Regions from separate parts of the Homo sapiens genome. Here region 1 is linked to region 2. The links are chromatin contacts, found by Hi-C or POLR2A ChIA-PET in ENCODE. All regions are on one chromosome and are shown on one strand. Each heading gives the region's core, a stretch centred on a gene start or an enhancer-like site at or near the end of the contact. The rest is flanking DNA. Distances are from core to core; before and after follow the strand shown. Region 1 holds the start of LINC00431 (long intergenic non-protein coding RNA 431). Region 2 has its middle 41 kb from the start of LINC00431.

Region 1 (3,774 bases), core at 310-2,809, 41 kb before region 2:
CTGTAGCCTCAGCTGCCTGGCTGATAGCAGCTGACCCTGCTGAGTGACTCCGACAGTGAATGGTGATTCTGAGCACTTCTTTCTCCTTGTTAGCCCCCAAACAATGGTTCCTTCCTTCTGCCATTCACAGTTTTTCTTTATTGGAGGTGTGGTGTCTCAGTGTCCTGGGGCATTGCTTAGGCTCAAGGTCAAGGTCAAGGTCAGTCTCTTCCTCCAGCCCCGAGGTTGGGCTCAGCAGGGCCATGCACCTTCCCTTTCCTAGTGCACAGAGCTTTCCAGTGGTGTCTTCTAGGATCTGAAGTTCCAACACTAAACCAGTGACAAAGCTGATTTCCAAATGGCTTTAATGACAGACAATCTACACACCAATCAACTAGTCTGAGCACATGAAGGCTCAGAACAATGAGGACAAATATGCAAAAAGGTCTGAGATGTGATGACAATTGCTTCCCAGTATGCTGACCTTCAGTAAATGAAACAAAGTATGGTTCTCTTTGGATGAGACATTAATGATCATTAAGAATGGGTACGGCTGCATCGTGCAAGTGCTTTGTTAAAAATATTCTTTTCATTTTGTGTCTGTCCCGTAATTATAATGGAAGTATTGTGCAAGTCAGCCAGTAAGCATGTGCAGTAAAATATTTGGGTTTTATAACATCAGTGTGGTTTTTGAAGTTCATTGTCAAGTGGAGTGGCTTTGCCATATCCTTCATGTGTCACCTCTGACTTCAGCCTCACGGTTTAAGATGAACCATGATGTTCATCTTAATGATGAATGCTGTGTAATCATGATGTTAAATATGAGTTATAAATTTCTCTTCAAAGAATTAATATGACAGTATGTTCAATTCTTTGCCTTCTACTTTTAAACTTAACTTCCTTGTAAAGCAACCTTTTCTGATTATCTACTCCACCCTGACTCATTCTCCACCTTGACTCATTCTGATTACCTACTCCATCCTGACTCATTCTCCACCCTGACTCATTCTGATTACTTACTCCACCCTGACTCATTTTCCACCCTGACTCATTCCGATTACCTGCTCCACCCTGACTCATTCTCCACCTTGACTCATTTCATAACCGTTTTTCCCTCCAAACAACTCACCCTGTCACTCTCTTTAAATTACTCAATCAGAATTAGTTTAGCCTGTACGGTCTAACCCTAGCCAATAGGGGAATGACAAAGCAGTAGGGACCATGTGCATAAGGAAAAATAACCCCTTTCCCTCCTTTGTCCAGGTGTGCACTCACCAGTCCTCCATCTGTAAGGGCATACCCTTCTATAGAAGTACCTTGCCCTGCTGAGAATTAAAAAGAAAATTTTATATTCGAGTGCTATTTCTTTTGTGGCACCGAAACTTTACTTATAACAATTTGGGGGCTCATCCGGGATTACATTCCCCTCCGGGGGTGGTCTCTGGTTCTCTCTTGTGAGGAGGTGCACCCCACCCCACTGTGGCGGCCTCAGGGGTGAGAAATCAAGACCCACCCAGTGTGAAGAATAACCTGAGCTCTCAGCTACATGGAAAGAAACTGGCTAGCAACCTAGCTTAAAGCATCCTCCATAAGGGCCACACAAGTGTGTGCATGGACCGAGGAAAAGACACCATGGGAGCCGGTAAAGTATTTCCTTGGTGGTTGGGAGCAAGGTAAGAAAGCCGTGGCAGGGGGTGGTGAAGTACTCCTTGGTCAGGGTGGCTTAGAGGTTAAAAAGAGGTGAGACATCCCCATTGGCAGGGACTGAACCTCACACAAACCTCCAGTAATAGAAAAGGCAAGTATGTTCCAGTGGTGGAAATTGAACCTCACCCCGAAAGGCAAGAAATTTCCAGTGGGGGGAATTGAGCCTCACCCCAAAAGGTGAGAAATTTCCAGTAAGGGAAATTGAACCTTGAACTCTACCCCAAAACCATCAAGATGGGAAATACCCCAAGCAAGACAGGGAGCAAGAAGGATAAAGATGGTAACAAAGATATCCCCCCAGATAGCCCCCTAGGTCTCATGCTAAAATACTGGAAAGATAATGAAAGGATAATGAAAGGATTAAACATAGGAAAAAGCAACAAATGATAAAATATTGCTGTTTTATTTGGACTCAGGGACCCATCCTCAGACCCTCAATCTTCTGGCCAAGGTTTGGATCAAATGAGGGTGTAATGTGTCAGCTTCTAATCTGATACATTAATGATAAAAGTCCAGTGTCCCAAGAAGAACTAGGCTATGCCCTTTGTTGGAGGGAAGGACCTGCCCTTCTTTTTCCCTTAAAAACAGATAGGGAAGAACCCAATCTAGCACATCAAAATTAAAAGTCAGAGGAGCCAGCTCTCATGCCTAAAGACTCCAGTGCATGGGATCCCCTAGACTATCTTCCCCCATTCAGTGTCCTCAGTCTTTCCCCTCAGACAGCCATTGCCGCCTCAGATCCCTTTCCAAATTTCCCCTCTACTCACGTTGTCCCTCCTCCTTATAACCCTGACTCTTGGGAATTACTGTCCCACCAGCCTGTTCCCTCCCAACCTAAATATCCCTCTCCAAAAGGACTCTAGTGTGAGGTAGAACAATGTAAAAAAGATATTCAGAATTTCCCATTTCTCTCTGTACCTAAGAGGTCAGCCCTGACCCTCTTCCCTTTGAAAGAGGTACCACGAGGTGGGGAGGGCCATTGGCTTTGTAAATGCTCCCTTAACCAGTTCAGAAGTCTGGAATTTTAAAAAGGAGCTTAAACCACTACTAGATGACCCTTATGGAGTGGCAGACCAAACTGACCAATTCTTAGGACCTCAGTTATACACTTGGGTGGAGTTAATGTCCATCTTGGGCATCCTCTTTTCAGGGGAAGAAAGGAGTATGATTCACAGGGCTGCTATGGTAGTTTAGGAATGTGAGCACCCTCCTGGTGAAAACTTTCCTACCGCAGACCAGAAATTCCCTGCCCCTCGAGACCCCCAGTGGGACAATAACGATGCAGGTCACTGGGAAAATATGCAGGAACTAAGGGAGATGATAATAAAAGGAATTTGGGAATCAGTACCCTGAACCCAAAATCTTTCTAAAGCATTTGTTATACAACAGGAAAAGGATGAAGGGCCTATGAGATTCCTAGACAGACTGAGGGAGCAAATGAGGCAATATGCAGGCCTCAATTTGGATGATCCCTTTGGGCAAGGAATGTTGAAATTCCAGTTTGTCACTAAAAGTTGGCCAGACACTTCAAAAAAGTTGCAAAAGATAGACAATTGGGAAGACCGTCTGCTAAGTGAGCTCCTCAGGGAAGCTCAGAAAGTATATGTGAAAAGGGATGAAGAAAAACAGAAACAAAAGACAAAACTTATGTTTTCCACCTTCCAACAGATGGCTCCAAACCCAGGTACTTCTAGACAGAGTTTCCAGGGAGCCAGAAACTATAAAGGGTCTAAACCCTATTTTAAAGGACCCAGCCTCCATCTGGAGGACCAAGGTCCAAGTTTACCAGGCCCCCTAAAGAGTATGGGGGAGCAAAGTTAAAGAATCCCAGAACTAAGAGGAAGGAAGGACAAGATAAGTGCTATAGATGTGGAAGAACAGGCCACTTCAAGAGAGGATGTCCTGAACTAAGAAAGGAGAAAGAAGCCCTTCCACTCATGACTTTCAAGGAAGAATAAGGGAGTCAGGGGCTCTGTCTCTTTTATCTTGAGTCCCACCAGGAGCCCCTGATAAATTTGGAGGTGGGACCTAAACATGAGCTTATCACTTTTTTAGTTGATTCAGGGGCTGCTCACTCCTCTGTTTGTT
Region 2 (3,824 bases), core at 1,023-3,522:
GCCTGAACTGGTTGGGTGAGGCCACCCGCATTGTGGAGGGCCATGTGCTTTGGCCAGTCCACAGATTCAAATGTTAGTCTCAACCGGAAACACCTTCACAGACACACCCAGAGTAACATTTGACTAAATACAGGGTAGCCTGCGGCCCAGTCAAGATAGCACACAGAATTCAGCACCACCCTAGCCCCCAGGTTTCTATTCTGAAATATAGGTGAACACACTCGTAGCAGCAACAGCAGGGAGACGCATCCAGGCCTGCCTGTGGTTTTGGTAAGGAGAAAGGTAGTTTTGTCCTCAAATGGTGGTTTTACCTTTTTGATCTCTGGGCACCTTTAACACTCTTAGAACTTAACAAAGACCTCAGCTTCTGTTTATGTAGGTCATAGCCATATTTATTACATTCAACACTGAGGTTGAGAACTTTTAAAAAAATATGTATTGTTTCACTGGAAAGCAGCAATAATAAACACATTGCATGTTAACATAAATGAAATCTCAATATTATTGCAAAATCAATTTTGACCTCGTAGACCCTCTGAGATCTGTTTCAGAATAGGATCATCATGAAGGACAAAAATTGGAAAAAGATTTTTATTTGCCTGATTTTATGATATCTGAATCTGAAAATAAAGGCTTTGAAATGTGTAAAATCTCAGCGAGGGCCACTGAATTTTGATGGGCTTGCCCCGTGGTGACTGTTTCCGACCTTTCCCTACAATATGCAGGGTCATCTTCCCTTCTCAGTCACCCTCGATGTCTGAGTGGGCTTCTCAGCCTCCATGGTCGCCAGGTGACATCCAAGCATCCTGCCTGCCTTCCCCAGGAATCCTGCTAGGTGGATTTGGCCACAATCCCCCATGGCCCTGAGATTTCCGCTTACTCATTTTCCATCCACTGACCCCACCCTACTCCTTAGCTACAAATTCCAAGTGCTTGTGCTGTCATCAGAGCTGAGCTCATCTCCCTCCACTGCGAGACCCACAGCAGCAGTCCCTGAACCTGTGGCCACTGCCCCTTGAGTAAATTCTGCTTTCCCTCTTCAGCAAGTATCATTGGATCATTTTTCTCTTTCGCCGTAGCTTTAGCTGAGTAATTGGAAGTTTCAAGCCTTCAAAAACACAAGAAACGCCTGCTGTACCCTACTTGCAGGGATGTGTAGAATCAGGTGCAATAATGTGAATCAAAGTATATTTAAATATTGTGGAAGTAAAAGGAGACCACTCAGACGAGAAACGCAGAACCTATCATTCGGAGCTTGCTGTAGCGAGGGCATCAGCTGCCGTCTCAAGAGCTTGAGAGGTACTGGAAGGCAGGCAGGGGAGTGGGAGAGATTTATGATGAAGACAAGGGGAGGCTCCTGCAGGCACGCCCTGAAGGTGGCTGTTGGCCTGAGGATGCTGCAGGCTGTGGCTGAATGAGGCACGCCGTGTGACCGGTGAGGGAGCGTGTTTGGCTCTCTATTCTTGCTCCTGAGTTGGAAGTAGGGACAAAAATTTGGGAAATTATTAATCTAGTCTGGACCATCGGGCCGATTGTTCCAGAATTATTGTTTGCAATCTGACTTCCTGCAAGTTTGACCTGCATTAGACGGCTGCCCAGGCTGGGCTTTGTGTCTCCACCCGGAGCTGGCTTCCGGGGCAGCAGCTGCAGGCTGTGTGTCCAAGCTCTGTTTTTATGTCTGCCCTGGCCACTGTCCATGTGTACATTTCGTTTCTCCACATGTATTAAAGTACTAATAATAATTCCTAATATGTGACTAAACTGATTTATGACATTAGTGTCCAATATTTCTGAAAATAGAGTATTTTTAAGCAAAATTCCAAAATATTAATTGAACTAAATAGACACTTTCCCAGAAACTTCCTTCAGAAAGCAACAGCTGCTGCTATTTAAAGATTTCCCTGAAATCAACTGCCCGGAAAGTTGAGCTGGTTTAATTGTGAGGTCCTCCGGGCTCGGGCTCAGCAGAGAGGGTGGGAGTAGGAACAGGTGGCTGGACTCAGTACCCAGGCCACTCTGTGCCCGGTGCCTGATTCTTCTATCAGAAGTCACAGAATTGGGAAGGAGCTCAAAAAGGGGCTTGTCCGGACCTCTCCCTGGAAGAGTACGTCTACATTATTTGTTAAGCAGTTCTACTGAGACCACAATCATCTTACTTGGCAGCTGATTGTGGATTCTAACTTCCAGAAAAGTCAAGTGGGAGGAGAAATTATATGAGGAGCCAAAGGCAGCCATGGGAACAAGGCAAGGAGTCTGTCTGTGGGACTGAAGGCTCCACACGAGGACGTCGCGACTGTTCTGGAGCCTTCGCTGGCTGAGGCTGAGTCATAGGAGACTGTACTGTCAGCGGGAGACCTCCCACCAGGCCTGAATTGGCCGACCTCACAGTAACACACACTCAAAAGCCCTTGGCTAAACACTCTTATTCCTGTCCTCTCTTTAAGACTTCACTTTCTTAGCAGCAGGCGTTGCCAAGGGATTTTGTTATTTTTAATAGCTTTATGGGATATGTAATAGTCTGTTTTCACACCGCTAAAAAGAGCTACCTGAGACTGGGTAATTTATGAAGAAAATACGTTTAATCACCTCAAAGTTCCATAGGCAGTACAGGAAGCATGGCTGGGAGGCCTCAGGAAACTTACAATCATGGTAGAATGCAAATGGGAAGGAAGCAAGTCTTTGTATGGTGGGGCAGGAGACAGAGAGAGAGCAAAAGGGGAAGTGCTACACACTTACAAACCACCAGATCTCGTGAGAACTCACTATCCTGAGAGCAGCACGGAGGAAAGTGCCCCCATGATACAATCACCTCCCACCAGGTCCCTCCCCCAACACTGAGGATTACAATTCAGCATGAGATTTGGGTGGGGACACAGAGCCAAACCATATCAGGGTGCAAGTGCATACATAGCTTGTGTAGTGGTGAAGTCAGGGCATTTAGAGCATCCATTACTAGAATGACATGTTGTACCCATTCAAATATTATTTTTAATGCACTTTAGAAAATCTCAAGCGTATATAAAAATTGTCACTTGCACTACAATAAAATGCTTCCCCTCACCCTAACCATTTGAGAATAAGTTGAGGTCATGATGTTCCATCGCCCCCAAATGGCCTCAGTGTACATTTTTTATGCATTTTTTATGAGGGGTTTCTCTCACACAGTTACAAAATGCCTATCCAAGTCAGGAAAATTACATTGTTACATTATACATTATGTAATAATACATTTCAGAACCATTACCACTATCTTATCCTTAGGCCCAGTTTAGCATTAACCCTTAGCCTCAAGTTTAGCGTGATGATGAATATACTGATTAATAGAATCAAATAAATAGCCTTTCCATATGTCTATGATAACTAACTATAAGATGTAATTTAGAAACATTTCTCACATATGAGAGGACTTTAAAAAGTTTATGAAAAAATGGAATTAAGAGATAAAAGTTTAAAATATGATTTTATTTCTCAACACGAGTTCCATCAAGTTCCAGACACTTTTGTAAGCAATGATACCATTCACTTAGTCCATCCCTAAAGAACTAAGTGTCCTGGGAATTTAACCATGTCAGTGCAGTCTTTTTTACATTATTAACTGGGAAAAAATGGGTGTCTTTTACAGATTTTTTAAATATTAGGAAGTAAAGAAGTCAGAAGGAACCTATCCAGGGTGGATGGTTAAAGATTTCCCATTGAAACTCTCGCAAAATCGCCCTCACTTGATGAGAGGAATGAGCAGAACCTTTGTTGTGGTGGAGGAGGACTCTCTGGTGAAGCTTTCTCAGGTGTCTGTCTGTTAAAGCTTTTGCTAACTTTTTACAAGC

The links. A loop is a pair of places that touch in the nucleus more often than their neighbours do. ChIA-PET counts read pairs that join two places held with the same protein, here RNA polymerase II (POLR2A). Pooled maps may share reads with other maps.
Region 1: a loop to region 2 is called in a map of PC-3, with 4 times the contacts of the local background. The contact joins the promoter of LINC00431 here to the enhancer-like site in region 2. A Hi-C loop is called at or near these places in 4 of 168 maps with a recorded cell type or tissue (PC-3, ascending aorta, chondrocyte and 1 more) and 8 of 50 pooled maps. POLR2A ChIA-PET finds 5 or more read pairs at or near these places in 1 of 52 experiments (IMR-90).

Annotation. Positions count from the first base shown.
Region 1 is chr13:110,964,468-110,968,241 of GRCh38, forward strand. It overlaps LINC00431 (long intergenic non-protein coding RNA 431), which reads left to right and starts at 1,560. Exons shown (of 2, transcript NR_126378.1): 1 at 1,560-1,652. The region is part of intron 1 of LOC105370364 (a long non-coding RNA gene); the gene reads right to left. RefSeq lists an enhancer at 512-1,711.
Region 2 is chr13:111,004,644-111,008,467 of GRCh38, forward strand. No RefSeq gene overlaps it. Among named protein-coding and RNA genes, the nearest start is that of LINC00431, 41 kb to the left of the region's middle. RefSeq lists a silencer at 2,670-2,799. Within about 2 kb of position 2,273, at least 27 of the 41 ENCODE cell types and tissues checked have a DNase peak (open chromatin) inside an H3K27ac peak, as active enhancers do; they include IMR-90 and ascending aorta, where a contact is called at or near this core.